4 separate regions of the Homo sapiens genome follow, and all the other regions are linked to region 2. A link is a loop called in an ENCODE intact Hi-C map of the cell type or tissue named here. Cell type or tissue: endothelial cell of umbilical vein. All regions are shown on one strand. Each heading gives the region's core, and the rest is flanking DNA. Links, peaks and the distances in the headings are about the cores only. Region 1 has its middle 91 kb from the start of LINC01638. Region 2 has its middle 14 kb from the start of LINC01638. Region 3 has its middle 67 kb from the start of LINC01422. Region 4 has its middle 72 kb from the start of LINC01638.

The links. Peaks named below come from ENCODE experiments on the same cell type or tissue, not always from the same donor. Only the 100,000 strongest peaks of a DNase experiment are listed, where the experiment ranks them.
Region 1: a loop joins it to region 2, with 2.5 times the contacts of the local background. A loop is called at or near these places in 1 of 110 quality-filtered maps.
Region 3: it touches region 2 in a loop (2.3-fold over the local background); 1 of 110 quality-filtered maps calls a loop at or near these places.
Region 4: it touches region 2 in a loop (6-fold over the local background); 1 of 110 quality-filtered maps calls a loop at or near these places.

Annotation. Positions count from the first base shown.
Region 1 is chr22:27,130,468-27,136,418 of GRCh38, forward strand. No RefSeq gene overlaps it. Among named protein-coding and RNA genes, the nearest start is that of LINC01638, 91 kb to the right of the region's middle. RefSeq lists enhancers at 3,529-4,594, 3,614-4,813, 3,940-4,234. In endothelial cell of umbilical vein, for the core only: no CTCF peak of the experiment used is centred there; a DNase peak (open chromatin) is centred at 4,064; H3K27ac peaks cover 1,726 bases.
Region 2 is chr22:27,235,250-27,241,254 of GRCh38, forward strand. No RefSeq gene overlaps it. Among named protein-coding and RNA genes, the nearest start is that of LINC01638, 14 kb to the left of the region's middle. In endothelial cell of umbilical vein, for the core only: no CTCF peak of the experiment used is centred there; DNase peaks (open chromatin) are centred at 2,262, 4,012 and 5,362; H3K27ac peaks cover 2,702 bases.
Region 3 is chr22:26,832,990-26,839,107 of GRCh38, forward strand. No RefSeq gene overlaps it. Among named protein-coding and RNA genes, the nearest start is that of LINC01422, 67 kb to the right of the region's middle. RefSeq lists enhancers at 2,957-3,251, 2,985-3,572. In endothelial cell of umbilical vein, for the core only: a CTCF peak has its summit at 3,113 (motif pointing right); no DNase peak of the experiment used is centred there.
Region 4 is chr22:27,149,448-27,155,565 of GRCh38, forward strand. No RefSeq gene overlaps it. Among named protein-coding and RNA genes, the nearest start is that of LINC01638, 72 kb to the right of the region's middle. In endothelial cell of umbilical vein, for the core only: no CTCF peak of the experiment used is centred there; a DNase peak (open chromatin) is centred at 2,714; H3K27ac peaks cover 2,633 bases.

The sequences.
Region 1 (5,951 bases), core at 952-5,951, 100 kb before region 2:
TGTACCCACATGGCAAAGATAAGCTGGAGTCAAGCCTCCTCCATTTGCCTCAGTCACCACCACTCCCTACTGTCTCTTTGGCTCTAAGGCCCAGAATCTATTTTCTATTATTTATTTATTTATTCATTTATTTATTTATTGAGACTTAGTCTCACTCTGTCTCCCAGGCTGGAGTGCAGTGGCACGATCTCGACTTATTGCAACCTCTGCCTCCTGGGTTCAAACAATTCTCCTGCCTCAGCCTCCCGAGTAGCTGGGATTATAGGCACATGCCCCCACACCCAGCTAATTTTTTGTATTTTAGTAGAGACAGGGTTTCATCATGTTGCCCAGGCTGGTTGTGAACTCCTGAGCTCAGGCAATCCTCCCACTTTGGCCTCCCAAACTGCTGGGATTGCAGGCGTGAGCCACCGCGCCCGGCCCTATTTCCTGTTATTTTACTGTATCTACTCATTGCCCTCACTTACATCCTGCAGTGTGTCCCTTGGAGGGGTGCTGGCAGAGGACAAACTCAAGACCACTGTGGAAGACATCAAAAAAGAACAGCAGAATGTGGAGAAAAGACTTCAATTTGTCACAGAATAGAGCCTGTGACTCACAGCCACATGCAGATAAGGATTTCTATCAATGACTTAATGTGGACATAATTAGCAATCATATTAGAGGTCTACCGTGTGCCACTTGGAGTCTGTTATGTATAATTATGCTGAAATTATCAGTAGAGTTCTTCCAGAGAGGGGATTCAGTCATTCTCAAAGAATTCTTTCGTGTTGACTTCATTAAGTTTCCGTTGAAGAATTCCTCTAGGTATTACCGTGGATCCAAGTATGCAAGGTGGGCTCTTTTGGACAAAAACAAATATAAAGCTACCCATGTGGGAGACTGCATTAACTAGATGGGTTTCTCTCGGAAGATTCTACATGGCAAGGCAGTAGAATGCCTGATATATAATAAACACTAAATAAACATGAGATAAATAACCAAATAGTTCTCATGGGTCATAGCTCAGAGATAGGACTTACCCTCCGGGGAAAGGTTGGACAATAGGCTTCATATCACCTGTCAACTCGGAGCACGAATAGTTCTGTCCTGAGGCATTGTGTTAAGAAGGATGCTGAGGGTGTGTCCATGCTCAAGATAAATATGATGGACAGAGGATGTCTGCTGTGGGTGGGAGAGAGGCTCTGACAGCCAAGAGCCTAGGAATTTACCCCTTCCAGGCAGTGATCTGATCAAACTGTAATCAGAAAGATTGTTCCAGACACTAGATGGAGGCTGGATTAGAAGAGGTGAGACCCAAAGAATTAGGTTGGTGCACAAGTAATCGTGGTCTTTGCCCTTACTTTCAATGGCAAAGACCACAATTACAAAACAGAAACCATGCCAGGTATTCTAATAGGGTGAGTTTAATATAGGGACCTGGTGTTGACAAACTGGAAAAGCACAAAGAAGAGATGAGGGGGAAGCAGAGACAGTAACTGTGGGGAGCAGCTGCCTTTCTTGGGATGAAAGAGCAAAGGGAGAAGTTGGGGGAAAAAAGCCTGAAGGAAGAACCAGAACTCCGCTGGCACTCAAGAGCCCAGATGAGGGGCCATGCAGAGCTTGGGCACTGACTTCTGAAGAGTTGATATGCAAGGCCACTTGTCATAGTGAAAAAAAAACTGCCCAGGAACCGACTGTCATGGCTGGGATGATGAGCCACTGCTTCCGTCATGCTGACAGAACCTGCAGGCAGGCCAGGTGTGATGGCTGAGGTGTGCAATCCTGCACTTCGGGAAGCCAAGGAGGAAAAATTGCTTGAGACCAGGTGTTTGAGACCAGCCTGAGCAACATAGTGAGACCCATCTCTAAGAAAATAAAAACACCAGGCGTGGTGGCATGCACCTGTGGTCCCAGCTGCTCAGCAGATGGAAGCAGGAGAATGGCTTAAGCTCCAGAGTTCGAGGCTGCAGTGAGCTATAACAGCACCACTGCACTCCAGTCTGGGCAAAAGAGTGAGACCTTGTCTCTAAAAACAACAACAAAGAAAACAGAAAAATGAAAGAAAGAGAAAGAGAGAGAGAGAAAGAAAGAAAGAAAAAAAGAAAGAAAGAAGGGAAGGAAGGAAGGAAGGAGGGAAGGAGGGAAGAAGAGAAGGAGGGAGGGAGGGAAGGAAGGAAGGAAGGAAGGAAGGAAGGAAAGAAAAAAAGAAACTGCAAGCAAAGAGGGACAAGCATGTCCCTTTTCCTGACATCTGCCTCAGGGTTACCTCTAGCACCTGCTATGGGCAGAGGCTTACAGAGGCCCAGCAGGCCCAGCGGCAATACAGGGCACAGAATCCTAGCCCGGGTACCGGAAGGCAGAGTATAAAAGGGTGAGTTTGGAACTAGGAGACAATAGTGTAATGACCTGCACAATTAGGGAGGCTTGGAGAGGTGAACCAGCTCACCTCATCCAAGTGACATGTCTAGAGCCAGACGAACACCCACCTGCCTTCTCACCCTGGTCTGCTGGCTCTGGGCTCTTAATTACATCGAGATTTGCAAGCTTTCTGGTGGACAGGGATGATGTTTTTCATCTTAATCCTCTTCATCCCCCAGCACACATGCACGTGCACCAGCCACTTAGAATCACTCCTTTATCTCCCTTTGCCAGAAATAGGTATTCGAGCAATCATTGTTTCCTGCCTCACCCACGGGGTTATTTCCACTTCTGGTATCACAATCGCCTTGGGTCCAGATCTACTTCCCAAGTTGTGTATGATGTACTTAGTATGAAATGCCTGGGTGCGGCTGCACAACCTGGCAGGCGGGTGGGGGTGTTCGTGAGGGTGGCAACCCAAGGCATCGCGGGGGCTAGTCCCTCTGATGGTGTCCCCAAGCTGCTCAGCCCTCAGACGTGCAATAAGTCAAGTGACTTTGCATCTTTCTTTTTGTTTCAGCAAGTTGCATCTCTCCTGCAAGAAGACTTCCCTTCCTGTCACATCCCAGGGGCCCTAAGAGCAGTAAAGCTCTTCCTCTAATGCACGGGGCAGCAATCCTCACGCACAAGCTACGTTCTCTTTTGGACCCTGCATGCACATTTGTGCCGAAACATCAAATAGTTCGCCCAGGAAAAATAAATATAGAGAGATTTCTTGCAAAGTGAGCTTTCTTGTCTCCTTTAGGGCTTCATCTGTGCCGAACCGTACAAACATTTTTGTGAAGGCAGAGCCAGTGAAAACCCTGCGAATAAAAGTGGGACTGATTTTATGCTAATATATGTAAAGAATGTGACGATAGAGTCATAGGTAACCCAATGAACTTAACTTTTTTCTCCCTTTTTATTGAATTATAATGACTAGTTTCCATAGCAATTACTGCATCACCTTGTACATTACCAGAAAGATCTACTGCACTATTTTCCAGTCATCCTTGTAAACATTTCTACTTTTTTACGATGTTCTAGGGGAAAACACAAGCCCTTTCGGCTTGGCAGCAATTGGAGAGCATATTTCAGGAGATTAATAAAGCCGGCTGGGGTGTTTTTATTTTCTAAGTTCGGCAGTTGGTTTTCCATCTTCGCCCTCACCAGCTTCTTGTCAGGCAGACAAAGAGGAAAAGAGGCGAGCAGGAGAGAACAGAGGTGAAGGGGGAGGTATGCAGTCACCAGGGAGGGCAGAGGGGATGGGGCAAGAGCATGCCTCAGGGGTTCATGTCTGTGAGTCTGCTGATTCTGGAATCGTTTGGAGAGCAACGCCCTCGGGAACAGCCTTCTTCCCACCCTAGGTTTGGAGGAGGATCGGGGGTGTCTATAAGCTCACAAAATATCAGCCATGGAACACACAGATATATCTTGTCTATAGCTTCAAACCTGTGTCTCCAGGCTCCGACTGTGTCCTGGGTCCCTGGAAGGGGATGGGAAGATGGGAATGTGGGCATTCCCCGCACCTCCCCATAGAATGCCCACTTCCAGCCCAGCTTTCTTTAATGGGCTTTTCCTATTGGCTTTCCACATGGTATTTTATTTCCAAAAGGCCGCTGCAGCTGATGGATATTTGAAGATACATGTTTTCAGTTGAGAAATAAGGGAAGTAACACCCGGAGAGGAATGAGTCAGCTACAGTGAGTAAGAGGTGTGGTCAGGCCTGGGACCCACCCAGCTTTCTGATGTCTGACTTGTCCCATTGCACCCTGTGGAAGGGCTGAGCTTTGGGTAGGTAAAAGAAGTCACAGTCACAGGGTCTGGTAGATAGAAAGACCCTGAACTGGGCTGGGGGAACCCCATGCAGGGGTTTTGGAGTTTCCAACCAGAGAGTGGGGCAATGACCCCATCATGAGCCCTCAACACCTTCAGTTCATTTGGTAATGGGGCCTGTTTCACCGCCATTTGTGCATCAGCTCACTGCCTCTGCGGGGAAAGATACCTAGGCATTGTGGAGAGGACTTGCTATTGGGAGCTTGGGCCCCAAAGTCAGAATGCCCGGGCTCCAATCTCTGGGCTGTGCCTGTGCTGAGCTGTGTGGGGGTGAGTGACTTCCCCTGCTCTGCCTCAGTTTCCTCTGCTCTAAAATGAGTCCAATGGTAGAATCCACCTCTGAGGCATTTGTGAGGGTCAACAGAGATGGTGTGGGTTAGGGTTAAGTGCTCGCACTTACAAGGGGCTTCATTGTTTCCAGCGGGCGTTCATGGACTCGCTTGTAGCTGCAGTGAGGCCTTGAATGAGTTAATTAAATTCAGGGAGTCCTGGCTTTTCCAGCTGTAAAATGAGAAATGTATGCTGGCTGGTCTAGAAAGTTACTGCTGGCTCTGAAATTCAAGAGTTGTTGGATTGTAACAGTATAGTTGGAAAAAGGAAAGGAGGGAGAAAAAGAGAGAGAGAGAGAAGAGAGGGGAGAGAAAGAAGAGAGGAAGAGAGAAAAGAGAGGGAAAGAGAGAGAAGAAAGAGAATGAGATAGAAAAGAGAGTGAGAAGAAGGGGGAGAGGGAGAAAGAGAAGGGAAGGGGGAGGGAGGGAGAGACACTGTGTAAGAGCAGATGCCTTAAGCAGAAGGAAAAAGTCCCTAAGTGACAAGAAGCTCTGAGTTCACCAAAATGCTTAACCAAGATAAGAAGGATGTAACTGATGTTGGAAAGATTGTTATGAGATTAATAAAAGTGATTAAGGGATTAAGACTTCTCAAAAGAGATAGTGAAGGGACCTCCAATGGGAAAATCCTCCCTCACCCTCTGTACCCAGCCTCTCTTCTCGGTTTTTAAGTCCTCAGTCATGTAGGCATCTAACAAAATCGTCTCAGCAGATGCTCAAATAGAATAAATAGAATCCTGGCTTAAGCCCATCTTAGACATTGGGAGAGGTCCCCTGTGACACACACACACACAGTCAAATAACTGGATTTATTTCTGGGAATGTCTGGAGGAATTTAAGGTATGCCTTGAGTCATGGGTCCAGGGTCAAGGTTAATCTGTGGGGCTGTTCTACTGAGCACATAAGTCCTAGATAGACACGCCTGTAGGGGAACATAGATATGAACTAGGCATCAGGAGGGAGCCTGGGTAGGTTGGGGGCAGAAGGTGTACTTAGAACTGGGAGATCCTGGGGATGTCAATCTCAGTTTTGACATATGGCAGGTACTCAAAAGAAGAAAAATGCCATCCCCTTCCACTGCTTCAACCCTATCCTCAGTTTTCCCACCTGCAACCTCGGAACAAGGATACTTCTCCAAGACACAATGGGTGGGAAAGCACTTTACAAAGGAATCACTGGCATTCCTTCCCAAAGGGTTTTCCAGCACCCTTGTTGGAAGATTCTTGACTTTTCTGTTGTTCTAGAATAACAAACAGAAACCCGGACCCACTGTCCTGCTCTTCCAGCAATTTTCCCACAGCAGGGGGTAGGGTGGTCAGCTCCAGAGTTGGAAAGGTGGTCCCAGTCACTTTCAGGTTCAAAACCCACCTCCATCTCTTACCAGTTGTGGGTGTGATCTCTGTTTCC
Region 2 (6,005 bases), core at 1,006-6,005:
GAAATACCACTTGACCCAGCAATCCCATTACTGGGTATATACCCAAAGGATTATAAATCATTCTACTATAAAGACACATGCACACGTATGTTTACTGCAGCACTGTTCACAATAGCAAAGACTTGGAACCATCTAATGCCCATCAATGATAGACTGGATAAAGAAAATGTGGCACATATACACCATGGAATACTACACAACCATAAAAAGGGATGAGTTCATGTCCTTTGTAGGGACATGGATGAATCTGGAAACCACCATTCTCAGCAAACTAACACAGGAACAGAAAACCAAACACCGCATGTTCTCACTCATAAGTGGGAGTTGAACAATAAGAATACATGGACACAGGGATGGGAACATCACACACCAGGGCCTGTCAGGGGGTGAGGGGCTAGGGGAGGGATAGCATTAGGAGAAATATTTAATGTAGATGATGAGTTGATGGGTGCAGCAAACCACCATGGCACGTGTATACCTAGGTAATAAACCTGCGCGTTCGACACATGTATCCCAGAACTTAAAGTATAATTTAAAAACAAAAACAAAACAAAAAAAAAGATGGCATAAGTTTCTCATATAAATATCCTATAAGATGAGTGTGTGTAAAGGAGAGAATGAGACAAAGATTTCCAGGTCCTGTCTAGGACTATAAACCAAAAACATAACAGGTAAAACCCAGCATATACCCAGTTGTTCAAACTCAAAATATCTTCCAGATTAGGTGTCAGCAAATTAACAACCAAATCCAGCCTGCTGCACGTTTTTGTAAGTTTTTATTGGAACACAGCCACTCCCATTCATTTGCATGTTGTCCGTGGCTTTCAGGCTACAGCACTAGAGTTAAGTAGCTTTGACCAAGACCCTCTGGCCTGAAAAGCTGAAAATATTTATGAACTGACCCTAATTTACAGATGGTTTTCTGGATACCTGGTCTAGAGTAATAATGGTAATGATCCCACTACCTATCGAGGGCTTACTGGGTGCCGGGCACAGTGCAGAGCCTGTTAGATGCTCTCCCAGCAGTCCCAAGAAGCAGGCACTATTATTACTCCCCCTTAGGGATGTGGAAGCAGAGGTGCAGTGAGGTGAATAGGGATGGAGGCAGGAAGCCACACAAAGGCAAGATTTGCACCCAGTTCGAGTCTGGCTTTTCCACTTACCCTTTTGCAGGAGGAAGACACAGATATAGGGTCTGGTCTCGATCACATGAAAAGGGCTAAACTGTTATTCTCAGCTTTGCCACTCATTAGAATCACCTAGGGAGCTTTAAAAACTAGGGTCCCCTCCTTTCCCACAACCAGAGAGTTTGACTTAATTGGTCTGGTCTGGAGTAAATATTTTTTACAGGTCCTCGGGTGATAGTAATATGAAGCAAAAGATGAGCTCCACTGGGCTAAAGAGAGGAAACATAACTAGGGTCCCAAACCCCAGCATGATGGGGAGACCACTGAGCTCAGGACCTTTCTGCATGGGTACCATTGAGCGTTCACAGTCAGCCCTCTGATGGTGGCTGGTGTCATGGAGGTGGGGAAAGGATGCACCAGTCCTGAGTCAGGCCCCATAACATCTCCCTCCCCTGATGAAGTGGCCCCAAGGCACACAAGCCAGTCTTGTGTGGGGTAGGGTTAATTAGCATAAGGGTACCCCTAAAGGATCGTAGGGAAAAAAAAATCACTGTTTTAGTTTTAGCCCAGCAGAATTCACCAACACGCTCTCCTATAGGGATCAAGAAACTCACTTCTCTTTGGAAACAATGACATTAACAGAGAAGGTATACTAAATGCCCTCTGTCATTCTTGATCTTATTTAATCCTTGAAGCAACTCTATGATGGGGGTTCCGTTATTAGCCATGTTTTACAGATGAATAAACTGAGGCCCAGAGAAGGGAGGCAATGTGCCCAATTCTTCCTTTTGTAAACGACACCTCAGGGCTGGAACGTGGGTCTCCAGGCTCCCAGCCCCAGGAACATTCTTAGAGCGGGAGGTGTCTCTGAAATGCCTCACGCAGTGTCTCCTTGGCTCGGGAAGATCTTTGTTCTGGGAATGTGTGCTGAAAAATAATAGAACAGGGCGTTTCTTTCCCCCCTTTATCGAGGCCCTCAGTGTTCTCCGGAGAGAACTAAGTGATCAGGAAAAGGTTACTCTGCAGCAGGGCCCCCTCGCTGCCGTAGGTCTAATAAAACAAAACCCCAGCCAAATTAGGGGCATATTTCATCTAATGGGAGGAAATATATGTGGCATTTCTGCCTAGCGGTTGACCGGCCGCATTTATGCGCAGAGAGAGGGTTCAATACATCACAGGACGGTTAAGCGCCGCTTAAGTGGCCTCTCGGGCGGTGGGGGGGACGAGAAGAAAAATCTCAGGCCCTGGTCCCTGTCTTCTTGCATTTCCACTGCCTCACTCTGGCTCCAGCACTTCTAAGGAGTATCTCGAGGTTTGGGCTCAGCAGAAAGACCCCGGGCAATTCCAAGACCTGGATTAGTTCCCCACTGAGCTGCTTACTAGTTCTGTGCCTTTGCATGGGCCACAGCTCTGCTCTGAGCCTCAGCTTCCTCATCTGTGAATGAAGAGGTTGAGGATGAGTGTCTTCAAACTGCACTCAGCAAGGATGTAGAATTTGAGGGGAGAGGGCTGATTTCTAAGACCACCTTGGGGAGCAAATAATACCTAAGAGTGGAAGCCTGTAATCTTCCATCCACTAGAATCCTGCTGCTTGTGTCTGTATAACTCAGGGGTGTCCAAACTACTTGAACTCACACCGTAAAAAATACAAACATATGCACAGATACATACAAACATACATATATAAACAAATACACATGCTTATAAATTGTGACCATGCACTACTGTATTCATAGATTAAGTACCATATAAAACAGACACAAAGATGAAATTTTTAAAGGAAAAGTTAACTATATCCAGAAGTTCTATTAATATTTTTTTTCTGAGATGAAGTTTTACTCTTGTTGCCCAGGCTGGAGTGCAATGGTGGGATCTCAGCTCATTGCAACCTCCGCCTCCTGGGTTCAAGCAATTCTCCTGCCTCAGCCTCCCGAGTAGCTGGGACTACAGGCACCTGCCACCACGCCCGGCTAATTTTTGTATTTTTAGTAGAGACGGGGTTTCACCATGTTGGGCAGGCTGGTCTCGAACTCCTGACCTCAGATGATCTGCACGCCTTGGCCTCCTAAAGTGTTGGGATTACAGGTGTGAGCCACTGCTCCCGGCCAAGTTCTATTAAAATTCTAACACCACCTCCCACCCCTGGGACACTCAATCTCCTTTATCCTCCTCTACTGGTTTCTTTCCCATAGAACTATCACCTTCCAACATGTCATATAGCTTGTTATTTATAACTTTTGCATTCCATGGGGCCATGAAATCAGGCTGGAGGGAAGGGAAGACCAAGTACTGAACCTCTACAACTGGAGGTTCCTCCTCTTAACCCGTGTACTTCCCCAGAAGCGGGTCTCAAACAAGTTCCTGTAAAACTGGGAAACCAATTTGAGTGCATTAAGAGAATGTGCCGGGAGCCATTTGGGGAATAATCTGGAGACATTAACTCAGAAGTAGATTCTGTCCAGAGCTGTATACGGGTAATTGCATTGATCTTACAAAAGGAGCTCTAGAGCTCTGGAGTATATATTTAACGAGACACAGAATGTGCTAGCCAGACCTATTAGGTGCAGTCACATCCACTGTCTTACTTAATCCTCACGGCTACTCGAGGAAGTGGGTCCTGTTAATATTCCCATTTTAGAGAGGAGAAAACTGAGGCAAGTCACTAAGCCCAGCAGTCTGAATTCAAACCCATACCTGTCTGACTCCATGCCATTTCCCTGTTGCAACATCTCTCAGCTGACACACGCCAGACCCAGTGGCTGTGTTGGGAGCTGGCAGGGTCTGTGTGTGTGGGAGGCTGACATGTTATAGTCTGGGCTCCTGGGCTTGGGCGTTGGCTGGGGTCCAGGCTCTGTGTCAGCTGCAGCTGGAGGAGGAAGGGCCCACTGATTTAGGGCCCATCTGGATGGACAGCCGACAGGAACCGGGCTGCTCCAGACGCTTGGGGAGGGTGATAAGCATGGCCCCTGGGTGCCCCTGCATTCCTGGCCAGTGATGCTTCAGGGTAGGCGGCTGCGTGGAATGCCTCAGTAGGTTTTCCTCTCCCCACAGCCCTCCTTGCTGTCTGTGGCCTCCCAAGGACCCCAGGAATCAGCAGTGACCCTTTGCTCCAGAGAGCTCTGACCTCACGCCACCCAGGCTACAAAGGCTAAGGACCCAGAGGATGGGCTTGGGGGTGGGGGAGCTGCTCATCAGAGACAACCTGAGCTTGGGGATGTGGCCTCCTGCCGGAATATGGAACAACATCTCCGCACCCCTGCAGGAGACATTTCCTAGCCATGTTCTGCTTATTTCATGAAAGACAGGGCCACTCCCAACTTTATGCTGCTCTCTACGCTGCACAAAGTCTTTCTCAAACCCTTATCTGACTATATCCCTTCTGTGCCTACAGCCTTCCACGGCTCCCTGCTGCCCTCAAGTTAAGTCCAAACCCTTTTCTCCTTTTGGCTGGAAGATCTGGCCCCTGTTGACCTCCATGCCTCCTTCCTCTATGACCTTCCAACCCCCACTCCTTTCAGGACCCCCTCCCCCATGATCTTCAGTACTATAAAACCTCATTCTGGTCCTCCAACACTCCTGTGGTCTGTCCACCACTAGTCTTTTGCATGTGCTGATCCTACCACCTCCAATCCTGTTTCCTCTCACCTTCTTCTGATTAAGTCCCACCTATCCTCCGAGAAGTCTACGAGGCCCACATCCCACCCTCTGCTGGCTCTGGGGCCTCCTGGGGGCTTCCCTCAGCAGCCCTGATCACTCTGCGTCGAACTGTCAGTTTCCTCATCCATCTCCCCACTAGGCTGGGGGGAGGGGCATGGGACAGCGATGGTGCCTGCCTGCTTCTTCACTATTTCACCCTCAGTGCCTAGCATAGGGCCTGGCACACAGCGGGTGTCCAATAAATACCCTGTGGTTGGCAATGGGTAGCACAGACCTCATCTGTGGTGACAACTCCAGTTTGTAGCGCACCCCTGCCCCAGCGATAGAAGCAGCAGTAGCCATAGTAATCATCACTTATAGTGAGCTCTGGGGTGTGCTGGCATTTTTCTAAGCACTTTAAATAGTCACTACTTTCATTTCCACCCTATGAGGCAAGTACTATTATTAGTCCCAGTTTACAGATGAGGAAAGTAAAGCCCAGAGAGGTTAAGCGACTTGTCTAAGGTCACACAGCTGTCAAAATGCAGATACAGGCAGGCAGATTCCAGAGCCCCTGCTATCACCACTCACAACAAGACCAAGGAGCTGGGACAAGCTCTTGGTAATGAAAAAACATGACACTGAGGCTAGACTGCAATGAACAAGCTAAGTATCAGGAAGCAGGCAGGGAATCTAACTCTGTGCCCAGCTTGGGTGGCTGCCAGAACATTAGGCTGGAGTGTGATTACTGATCACCAGCCACTGCCCCAGGCTGTGAGATCCCCCAGGGTCTACCTGCCCTGTGAGTGCTTAGCTTATGGCCTGGGCACACTGGAGGAAGCTTGACTCCATCCTCAGTGGGAAAGCCGCATGGATAACAGGTAAAAGGTTGGACTCTGGTTCAAACTCCAGCTTTGCCACCAACTGGCTATCTTTATCCGTTTTGTGCTGCTACAATGAAATACCCAAGACTGGGTAATTTATTAAGAAAAGAAATATATTTCTCACACTTCTGGAGTCTGGGAAGTCCAGTAGCAAGGTGCCAGTATCTGGTGAGGGCCTTCATGCTGCATCATCCCACGGCAGAAGGTGGACGGGTAAGAAAAGGTGAGACAGAAAAAGGGTTGAACTCATACTTTTTAAATCAAGTGCCCACACCCATGATAATTCCCATCACTCCTGTGATGTGATAACAACATTAATTCGTTCATGAGGATTGAGTCCTCATGGCCTAGTCACCTC
Region 3 (6,118 bases), core at 642-5,641, 400 kb before region 2:
CACAAGTATATCTGCACTCTCACTGAGGCATGGGAATTAGCATATATGGGCATGAGGGCATGCCCCGGTTCTGGTTCCAGATTTCCTGAGTGACCTTGTGCAAGTCACTAAGCCTCTCCATGCTGCAGAATTCTCATCTATCAAATGAGTGACTTGTCCTGCATATGCTCTGAATCTGAGCTCAATTGTTCAAGAAGGTTTCAATGAGTATATATGTTCTCAAGGGGTCAGTATTCACAACCACATATTTGGGTAGGAAAAGATAAAACCCACCTATCCACACCTCAAGCCACACCTCTGGCTTGGGAAGAAAGAGATGTGTCTGTTGTGTTAGGGACTGGGGGACCACCAGAGCAAGTTTTTTTTGTTTTGTTTTGTTTCTTTCTGTTGGCCATGGGGCCAGGGTTTGCTCTGTTACCCAGGCTGGAGGGTAGTGGTGTGATCATAGCTCACTGCAGTCTCTAACTCCAGGGCAGGCTCAAAGTATCCTCCTGCCTCGGTCTCCTAAATTGCTGGGACTACAGGCCTGCATCACCATGCTTGGCTAATTTTTAAATTTCTTGTAGAGACAGGGTCTCACTATGTTGCCCAGGCTGCTCGCAAACTCTTATCCTCAAGTAACCCTCCTACCTCGACCTCCCAAAGTGCTGGGATTACAGGTGCAAGCCACCAGAGCACCTGCCAGAAACTTACATTTTAGAATGAGTCCTCTGGGTGCTGGCGGAAAGTTTATTCTAAGGGGGCAAAAATGGAGGCAGGAAGACCATGGAGGAGGCTGCCGAGGTTGTTCAGGCAAAAGATAAGGTGCCTGGCCCTAGAGTGGGCCCAGCCAGGGTGGCAAGAGGTGGGAAGGTGTAAGTGATGCTGGGAGGTCTCCCTAACAAGACATGGTGATGGACCAGGTATGGAGCTGGAAGAAGGAGATGACAAGGATGCTTTCTGGCCTCAGGGGGCTGGGTGGAGTTTGGCACCATCTGCTGAGCTGGGGCCTGTGAAGAGAAGCAGTTCTGGGTAAAAGGAAGATACTGAGTTTATAAAGCACGCTGAAGTCAAGGAGCTGGAGATCATCCCATGGGGGCTGTCCAGAGAGACACACGGATCTAGGTAGAACAATGCAGGTGTCAACAGCTCATAATGGTAGAAGGAAAAACCCAGCAGCCAAAGTGATGTTTTTGTTTGTTGTTGTTGTTTGTTTGTTTTTGTGAGACAGAGTCTCGCTCTGTCCCAGGCCGGAGTGCAATGGTGCGATCTCAGCTCACTGCAACCTCCGCCTCCTGGGTTCAAGCTATTCTCCTGCCTCAGCCTCTCGAGTAGCTGGGATTACAGGTGCACACCACCATGCCTGGCTAATTTTTGTATTTTTAGTAGAGACAGGGTTTCACCATGTTGGCCAGGCTGGTCTCGAACTCCTGACCTCGTGATCCGCCTGCCTCGGCCTCCCAAAGTGCTGGGATTACAGGCATGAGCTGCCGTGCCTGGCCTAAGTGATGTTTCACAAAGCAAATCAGACCAGGCCACTTGTGTGTTCAGTGGCTTTCCATCTTACTCAGCATGAAGTCTGATTGTTTTTACCAGGACTACACTACAAGGTTCTGCACACTCCACCTGCCATCTCCTCTTCACTCACTCTGCTCCAGGTTCAGCCGTCTCCTTGCTGTGATTTAAACTCAACCGCACATGTCCAGTCAGATCTTTTGCTCTCTGCCCTGTCTTCCTTCGCTTGCACAGAAGTGTTTGGTCCCCACAGCTTGTTTCCCTTGGTCTGCAGATGTAGGGATTATGCATCCACAGATGCTTCCAGCAAGCGTTTTCCAGCCCTGAATGCCCCCTACCTCCACCTGTTGGAGCCAGCTGTGCTTCCTAGTCAAGGACAGAGGGTCTGTCTCCTCTTGAGTCTCTGGGGCTCATCCAGTCAGTTCCCAAGCTGGGTTCCTCAGCAGCTTTCACGACAGAAAGGGGTCATGCCCCACCCTGGGACTTCTAGGAGAGATGGAGACAGCATTCTGTTGAGGGACAGATGTTACACAGGGAGACCATACTCTTTTGTATGGGTTTCATACAGGTTATGAAGAAAAACCAAGTAAGGAGTCAGCTAGAAAGGGACAGGCATTCTCTGTAGCCAGAAGATTAGGCAAGACGTTTCGGAGGAGGTAAGGCTTCATCAGGGACAAGTGAGTGGGTAATGAAGCATGTGGCCAGAATATTCCAGGCAGAAGAAACCAGTGCAAAGGCCCTGTGGCAGCAGGGTCACGGGGAGTGTAAGACCTGGGAAGAGTGCACAGTGGTAGGAGAGGAAGGTAGACAGAAAGGGAGGCTGGCAGATCCCAGACCATGCACGCCTTTGAGGCCACGATCAAGAATTGCTTTGGATTCTGGGAATAAAACATTAAAGAGTCTTAAGCAGGGAGTGACACAATCGGGTTTGGTTTTGACAAGATCCCTCCTGGTTGGAAAAGGGACTGGGGAAGAGAAAGTATAGATCTCAGTTTAGAGACAACGGCCATTCAAGAGTGGCTTGGATGGGACAGATAGAGAGATGGAAGGCTGGAGAGTGGGCAGTAAGTTGCAGATATGGGAGAGGGAAGAAGACGCATGTCCAGCTTGTTTCCAGCCCCTCCCACGGAATCAAGGGAAATTGTTTTAGGATGAAATCCCAAACAGTCCTGTTTTCCCAACCAGTATGTAGTATCTAGGAAACTTGGGCTATTAGAGATGCCCTAGGAAAAAATATATTTCTAAATGTAAGAAGATGCAGAGAAATTCCTGGTTGACAGATTGCCAGCAGGTCCTAAGGGAAATTCCTAGCACTCAGATGGGGATGTGGGCTGCTTTTAGGGACAGCAAAAATAGCACACTATGGTGGAAAATATCTGTTTTTACTCTTAGATGTCTGCTTGGAACGTCACAGCATCTGTGGGGTAGGGGGGAGCATTATCATCCCTGTTTTCAAGATAAGGAGAATCAGAGAAGTTGGTGATTTTACCAGGTCCACACGACTCACTGTCACTATTGGGGTGAGGATCTGGGTCCCCTGGATAATTACATCATGCTTTCTACTGTGTCTGGTTCCAAGGGATTCTGGGTCAGGGTTGCCTCGTCTGTAAAATGGGGATAATTCCCACACCTGCCTCCAGGGGGTGCTGTGAATTTTAAATGCAACAGGCACCTGGACAAGGCTTTGCCTCTGTGCACTCTAGGGGCAGTTCCTGGGCTATTGTGGGCTCCATCACAATGGCCACCCTGGTGTTCCTTCTCTAGTCCTTTGAATGAGCTGCTCCCTCCTCCCCTCCCAGGGCTGCTTCCTTGTTCCTTCAGGTCTCTGTTTAGATGGCACTGCCTTAGAGAGCTTTCCCTGGCTACACCATTTAAGACAACCCTCTTGGTTATCATTCACCTCAGTTCTCTGTTCATCCCATCATTGCACTCATCATAACAAAGGCAAATGTGTCTATTCAAGGACTTGTTAATGATCTGTCGCAGGCTCCAGTGGGGCAGAGTTCACATCCCTGTTGATAATTGGGGCTAACTGTATGCAGTGCTTGTCATACAAGGGGGACCCTTCTACATACTTTACCTGGATGAATTCTCCTATCTCTGATGACAATCCTATCATTCCCATTTTACAGATGGCACATAGAGCGACAGCAAGCATCTTTCCCAAGTTCACACAGTCGGCAAGTGCTCACACTGATATTTGAACCCAGACCATGCCTGGCTCAGAGTAGAAACTCAATAAATATTTGTTGCAAGAATGAAGGGTTGGGTTTTGTTGGAAAAAGGCCTGATTGTGGACTGATTGGCTGACTGTCAAGCCTCGCAGTGCATCGAGCATCAGCGCTACGAAGTAAGCTGCGTAAGTGATCCTTCTGGCTCCCAGGCTGCAGGCAGGTCTTGCCTCTAGCTTTCAAACAGAAGGGAGCATGCATCATTTGCTGGGCCAAATTAGGACTTTCGTCTTCCTTGTGTACTTTTGCATTCATGGGCCCTTCTCACCATTAAAAACAAATTAAAAATACATTTTAGAACTGTGCTGGTATAAAGAGGAATACGCTGCAGGTTGTATTAGGTCGGTGCAGAAGTAATTGCAGTTTTTGCCATTAAAAGTAATGGCATGAGCCACTGCGCCCAGCCTCACTCTCTCTCTTTTTTTTTTTTTTTTTGAGACAGAGTCTTGCTCTGTCACCCAGGCTGGAGTGCAGTGGTGCAATCTCGGCTCACTGCAACCTCCGCCTTCCAGGTTCAAGCGATTCTCCTGCCTCAGCCTCCCGAATAGCTGGGACTACAGGCGCCCGCCACCTCGCCCGGCTAATTTTTTGTATTTTTAGTAGAGACGGGGTTTCACCGTGTTAACCAGGATGGTCTCGATCTCCTGACCTCATGATCCACCCGCCTCGGCCTCCCAAAGTTCTGAGATTACAGGCTTGAGCCACCACGTCCGGCTGCCTCACTTCTTTTAAAATTAAAAGCAAAAATTGACTATAACATTAGGGACAGAAAAATAGCACACTATGGTGGAAAATATCTGTTTTTACTCTTAGAGATCTGCTTGGAACGTCGCAGCATCTGTGGGGTAGGGAGGAGGATTATCACCCCTGTTTTCAAGATAAGGAGAATCGGAGAAGTTGGTGACTTTACCAAGTCCACACGGCTCACTGGCAGTGAGTGACTCATGCCTATAATTCAGTACTTTGGGAGGCCAAGGCGAGAAGATTGCTTGAGGCCAGCAGTTTGAGACCAGCCTGGGCAAGATGAGTGAGACCTCCTCTTTACAAAAATAAAATAAAACAAAAATAATAATAATTAAAAGAAACGAAAGCATTTTTGTGGGCCCCTAGGTGTATTGTGGTCCCTAGATACTCTGCCTACTGTGCCAAATGGAGAAGTTGGCCTTGATTGATTGAGCTCTCAGTCCTGTCCTGCGCTCAAAGCATCCATTGTTTCATTTAAACCACAGCAAACAGTCATAGAGGAATGATTATGCCCATTACAGAGATGGGAAAACTGAGGTTCAGAGAGGTTGGCCAGCTTACCCAAGAGATCAGAGTGAGTCTGAGGCACAGCTTGTGTCTGTCTGACACTTTGCCACATTATCACAGAAAGTTCCAACCAGGGTACTCTTCAGCCATGCTGAGAATGAATGCTACATGGCAGTGACTTTGTCATGCCACCAAAAGAAACGCTGAATTGAAGCAGGGAGACCAGAGAGATCTGGCTGACTCGATGACCTCATGCCTGAATTATGGCCCTAGAGTGGTGGCCAGGGGTGGGGACAGAAAAAGAGCCAGCTCCTGGCCTTTGATTTCAACTTCTGGGCAAAGCTGGTGGCCCCTGGCTCCATGGGATAGAGATTAGGGCTATTTATGGCCTGGGAATTGCTAGTCTCAGCTCAGCATACAGGTGGCAGGTGATAAGGTGTCTGCTCAGTAATAAGCTCAGTGGGAAGTTAATAAACACCATTCTGTTCAGAGACGCAATTGCAGATTCAAGCAGGAAGTAAGAGGAATAGCTAAGGGGCCCTGGGGGTGGCAGCACCACCTGAGTTGAGAAGCAGCTGCCCTAAGGAGTTCCTTCCACACCCCTGCAATATCAGGGGAACCCTGAGGAGTTCCTTCCATGCCCATGCAGTGTCAGGGGAGTCGTGAAGTCAGTCAGTCCCAGGCTCTTACGATGGCTCAGCTGCTTCCTGATGCGTGACCTTGGGTGAGTCCTTTTTCCTGTGCCCACCTTGGCTGCCTCCTGTGTTAAACAGAGATAATGAGAATTAAAATAATGGTAACAGCCCCAACTTTATTACCATGCTACAAATGCGTAAGCCTGCCGTCCTGTCTAAGACCAACACATGGGACTGCTATACATGGTTCTTCTCAAATCCATTGTTTTCTTTTCTGGTGTAAGTGAAGAATTGAAGGCTTATGGGGTCGGTCTACAGACCGTTATTGAGTTCCTACAGAATACCCGGTTCTGGGCTTGGCGCTGGATCAGTCAGGCCCTGTTGGGTCTTGCACTCAAATGACAAACGTACAAGGCTTACACCGTGTGTCAGATGGCAATGGTGAAGCAGCATCAGGGAGTTGGGGAGGAGAGGTGGACTGCTTTTTTTATTGGAGGGAGGTCAAGA
Region 4 (6,118 bases), core at 423-5,422, 86 kb before region 2:
GATATGTAGGGCTAGATACCATTTATATAAAGTTTAAAAACCTGCATGAGCAACACGACATAATGTTTATGGATACATAATCGTGTAATAAACATTTAAAAACATCTATTGGCATAATAAACTCCAAATTTAGGCTGGTGGTAGGAGGATAGGAGGGAAAACTGAGATTAGGGTTGGCACACAGAGGGTGATTCTATCTGCAGTGTCTTGTTCAAGAAGAAAAAAATCTGCAGCAAAGAGACCATAAGGTTAAGATTTTTAAAAGCTGGTGTTTATGATATTATCTCTATCTTTATCTGTATGTTGGAAACACTTTTCATTAAATCAGATACATTATTACTAAATATATAATATTAATCTACAAAATATTAATACCATGTAAGATTTACATACTGCCCAGGACACAGTATGCAAATGAGTTCTAGTTATTGTTATTATTAATACTAATTGCCTATTGTATGCCAGATTCTACATCCAAGGGCTCTGGCATGCTGGGTGAATCACACCTAGAAAACTAAATCCAATCCAGACACTGTAGATGCAGCTGTCGCATAGTGCTTGGCTCAGAGTAGGTTCTCAGGAAACGCGAGCTTTTGTAATTTTCTTAAAATGCTCGAACGTCACTAAGCATGCTGGCTTTGGCTAAACATGTCAGCCCTTCTGGGTGTCCCAATCTAACCAAACCAACAAACAAAGAAACCCAGAAAACCAGGCATTGAAGGGAGTCACAGAATACTGCTCCTAGCTTAGCCAGAGAGCCTGGCCCGGTGAATGATTCCATTTCTCTGGACACACGCACAGAGTACCCAACAACCAGGCTGCTCATGACAACGGGCTCCAGCTTTAACAAATGTAGCACTAGCACTATTTATTTTCCAAACGTGGTTGAGTTTCGACTCAAGGGGATGCAGTTAGGAAAAATAATGACCAGGAAACACACACACACACAAGCACACACACACACATGCACACACACGCATGCATGCACACATTGGCTCACACAGAATAAGACAACGGCAACCAGACTTCCTGGGTTAGGAGGGGCAGGAAATGGAAAAGATAAACATAAAGAAAAGGAGCTTCTTTTGTATCACTTTAAGAGGAAGAAAAAAGCCCATCAGGCATGCATGCGTGTGTGCGCATGTACGTGTGTGTGCATGTGCGTGTGTGTTGAAAGGACAGCAATTGAGTGAAGAGGGAACAAGTGTGGTTTGCTTAGAAGACGAGGGGACTTCCTTGACACCAGCCCATAATCCAGCCACCAAAAAGGTGCTTTCTGATTTGCGTTGCACAAGTTGGTTGATCATAATAAGCACACATTTCATTTTAATAATGTATTGGGCAAGAACAAGGGTTCCTCAGCCCCATTAAAACAGTGCCCCAGCCTAGCATAGCATGCTGGATGGAATGCTATTTCTGGGCTCTGGTGAAAGTGGAGCAGAGGAAGTAATTGTGCCGCTAATTGCTCCATCTCGGGCTTGGTTTACAGTGATATTAATGCCCTGGTCTCCAGTAGATCAGCTTCATAAAGAGAGAGAGAGAAATAGCAGCCCATTAGAATGGGAACAGGAGAAACTGGAGCAGGTGGGGGAGGTTCCATGCTTGGGTCTGCTTTGCCGGTTGAATTTCGCTGGTGAAATCTTGTGGGATACTGAGGGGGTTTCTTCTGAAGCCAATGGCATTTGAAGCCTCTGGGTTTGAGATCAGGCTCTGCCATTTTCAAACTATGTGCTGGTCCCCCTCTGAAACTCAGTTTGTTCATCTGCAAAATGGAGCTATGCCATCTGCCCTTAGGGTGACAATTTACAATGAAGAGTGTCTAGCACTGTGCCTGGCACACAGCCATTCATGCTGGCTGGCCCTAATTTTCAAAGGAAAGAAGAAATGAGACTCTTCAAAGGCAAGCAGTTTGGTAAGGAAGGCAAAATCTCAAATGGGGACTAATGGAAAATAGCTCAGGATTGGGGAAGGCTCTGTAAGAAAGGGAGCCAGGTGCTGCTGAGGGACTTGCCTGAGACAGCTGAGTGGGTGCAAATGGCAGGCTGAATTCTTCAAAGCACCAGATTCATTTCATAACAGTATTGACCAGTGAAAGTGGAGAAAAGAGAAAAGTTTGTTTTTTTTGTTTTTTTTTTTTTTTTTTAAGACAGGGTCTGATTGTGTCACCCAGGCTAGAGGGCAGTGTTGTGATCGCAGCTCACTGCAACCTCTGCCTCCCTGGCTCAAGTGATTCTCCCCCCTCAGGCTGCTTAGTAGCTGGGACTACAGGCACCTGCCACCATCACTGGCTATTTTTTAAAAATTTTTTGTAGAGATGGAGTTTCACCATGTTGCCTAGGCTGATCTCGAACTCCTGAGCTCAAGTGATCCACCTGCCTCGGCCTCCCAAAGTGCTGGGATTACAGGCATGAGCCACTGTGCTTCGTTGAGAAAAGCTCTTTGTTAACCTCCTAATGGGTGCTTTAACCGTCTCATGTAATATTCTGTCCTTATAATGATGCTATTTTCCTCTTTTCCTGACATCTGTTGATTCTGCCAGCCCAATTTCCAATCTTCCTTCTTTATGCTAAAGATATGTTGATTTTCTTCCCGAAAAACATTCTCATGTGCTTCTAATAGGGTTGTTCTCTGACTGCTATGGGAGAGCAGGAGTCCAGCCATGGTTTAGCCCTGATTAATAAGTGCGTTCCATTCCTCTGGTATTAGTGATGGTCAGAGAGATGGGCATGTGATAAATTCCAGAAATGAGACTTGATTGCAGGACTTTAGCTGTGACTATCAGGAAAGGGCTGTTTTTTCAATGACAAGGGCTGAACAATAACAGGATGTAGGCTTAGAGTTATTGGCATCCCCTTTGTCATCATGAGGGAAGGTCCTGCCTAAGAATGAAACCAGCACAAAGAAAGCAGAGTGGAGATGAGATACAGTTCTGAGAACACTCTGTGAGCACCTAGATCCAACCATATCTGAAGCTAGTAGAGCTTTTGATTTTACAGTTCTGCGAACTAATACATTCCTCGTCTCTCACGCAAGTTGAATTGGGTTTCTGTTACTCAAATCTGAAAGGATCCTGATGCATCCAATTTTTATATGGACAATATATCACTCAGAGAAGCTAGGAAAATATACTTGCCTGGAACCACACAGCTATTTGATAGAGAAGCCATCATCAACCAAATTTTCCTGAATCCTGAATCCATAATCCCAACCACTGGGTAGTTCTGCTACTGACATTAGAGACTGTTTTTCATTGCTGTCATTGTTGTTGAAAATTTAGGATGGTAATAGCAATAAGTCAGTTGGAAGAGAATAATTAGCTACTGTTGCTGCCATGACTTTTGTACTTTATGATTCTTCCAGGCCTCACTGGTTCTGGAGGTGATGTTTGCTAATTGTGGCCACATTGACATTCAGGGGCATGCTGAACCATGTCTTGAGTTTCTTTCAAATAGCCCTCATTTGCCTTTCTATCCTCAACCACTAACCCTAAGGGCCAGCTGGAGGTAGATTTTTTAAAAATATTTTTTCTTTTCATATTTTTAATATGATTTTATTTGTAAATAGTTTATGATTCCCAAGAAGTTGCAAAAATTGTCACGAGAGTTCCTATGTACCCTTCACCCAGCCTCCCCTAATGATAATATCTTACATGACCATAGTAAAGTTATCAAAACCTGTAAATTGACATTAGTATAATACTATTAATTCGAAAATAACCTAATTTGGATTTCACTGGAGATTTGTTGTTGTTTTTTTTTGTATTTTTGTATTTTTTTTTTTTTTTTTTTTTTTTTTGTAGAGACAGGTTTTCACCATGTCACCCAGGCTGGTCTGGAACTCCTGGACTCAAGCAGGACTCAATCAAGTGCTGGGATTACAGGGATGAGCCACCATGCCCAGCCCTGGATTTCTATACTTTTATGTGAACTTTGCATGTGTGTGTGTGTGTGTGTGTGTGTGTGTGTGTGTGTGTATAAAATTCCATGAAATCCTATCATATATAAATTTGAGTAACGATTACCATGACCAAGATACACAACTGTTGATCATCACAAAAAAACTCAGGCTACCCCTGATAGCCACACCCCACCCCAACCACTCTTGGTAACCACTGATGGGTTCTCCACCATCGTAATGATGTCACTTCGAGAATGTTATGGAAATGAATCACCCAGCCCATCGCCTTCTGAGACTGGCTTTCTTTCATTTGCCATAATGCCTTTGAGATCCATCCAGGGTGTTGCATGTATTAATGATCTTTCCCTTTTCATTGCTGAGTAGTATTTCATCACATGAATGTATCACAGTTTGTTTAAACACTCAACTATTGAAGGACATCTGGGTTATTTCCTGTTTGGGGCTATCATGAATAAACCTGCTACAAACTTTCATGTATAGATTTTTGTGTGAAGATAAATTTTTGTTTCTCTACAGTAAATATCCAGGAGTGAGAATGCTGGGTCATATGATAAGTGTATGTTTAACTTCATAAGAAACTGCCCAGCTGTTTTCCAGAACATTTCCCCAGCAATGGAGTGTGGGGCATGTAACCGTCTTGTCCATCTTCTCTAGATGAGCAGTACCGCACTTGGAGATTGTCCCTGGATCACAGAAAACATACTCTTCTGCTTTAGTAACTGTACTCAGAGCAAACAGGAAATGAAATCCAGACAAGCACGGTGGCTCATGTCTGTAATGCCAGCACATTGGGAGGCCAAGGAGGGAGGATCACTTTAGGCTAGAAGTTTGAAACCAGCCTGGGCAACATAGGGAGACCCCGTTTCTACAAAAAAATAAAAAATAACAATTAATGGGGCATTGTGGAGTATACTGTCGTCCTAGCTACTTGGGAGGCTGAGGAAGGAGGATCACTTGAGCCCAGGAGTTGAAGGCTGCAGGGAGCTATGATTGCATCACTGTACTCCAGCCTGGGCAACAAGCGAGACCCTATTTCTAAAAATAAAAATGAAAGACAGACATGAAATTCAAAACTTGCATCCAAAGCCAACTTTTATTTAATTTTTTCCTCATTAGAAGCACAGTGCTTACTCACAATAAGAATATCTGGCAAAATTTAGCAAAGGATAAAGAAGAAATAAAAGTCTTCCACAACTTCACACTCAGGACAAAATCACAGTTTCAGGGTTGAAATCTCAGAGCTCATTCCAACTCCTTTAAATCTCCACATCTTGCCATCCACCCTCCCAGGTAAATGCAACATTCCCTTTTCCCTTTAGTTAAAAAAAAAAAAAAAAGTGGAAAACAAAACAAAACAAAACAAAACAAAAAAATCGGAGGGGAAATAACACCCAAGGCCTTGACCCTTTTCCTCTCCTATCGGCCTGCTCTTCAGCAAACAGGAGTTTCCTTTTACAGACCTCAAGAATAGACACGTTTCTCGTCTATTCCTGTCGCACGCCTCAAGGTTGCGCGGCCCGTTCTTATCAGCAGAAGGCACCTGGTGCATTGTGGGAGAGCCGGCTGGGTGGGAGCCCTTTCCAGAGAGGTTTCCTCCTGCTAGGCCCCTGGTCAGCCGCCTTGCTGACCCGGAGTTGATTATTGCTTCTCCTCACAACTTCCTCCTCCACCACTTTTTCTTGATTAGAGGATCCCCAACCCAGGAGAGACACCCTCTGAGAGTGTCCCCAGAAGGCCCTTAGCCAGGAGGCATTTGTAAGAAAGTTTAAGCTGTTCATTGAGGGGAGAGGGCAGCCTCTAGGGGAAATAAGAACATCCCAGGGTCCACTCAGTCCCAGCAGCGTAGACTCCAAATCTCGGCAAATGTGAGATTGGTATAGTCTTCCCAGGAGCTCCAGTGTTCTGATGATCCGAATTTTTATTTTATTTTATTTTTTTGACATGGGGTCTCATTCTGTCTCCCAAGCTGGAGTGCATGGCACAATCATACCTTACTGCAGCCTTGAACTCCTGTGCTCAAGCAATCCTCCTGCCTCAACCTCTGGAATAGCTGGGACTATAGATGTGCACCGCCAAGGCTGTCTAATTTTTTGTTTTTTGTAGAGATGGGGTCTTGCTATGTTGCCCAGGCTGATCTCAAATTCCTGAACTCAAGAGGTCCTCTGTCTCAGCCTCCCAAAGTGTTGGGATTATAGATATG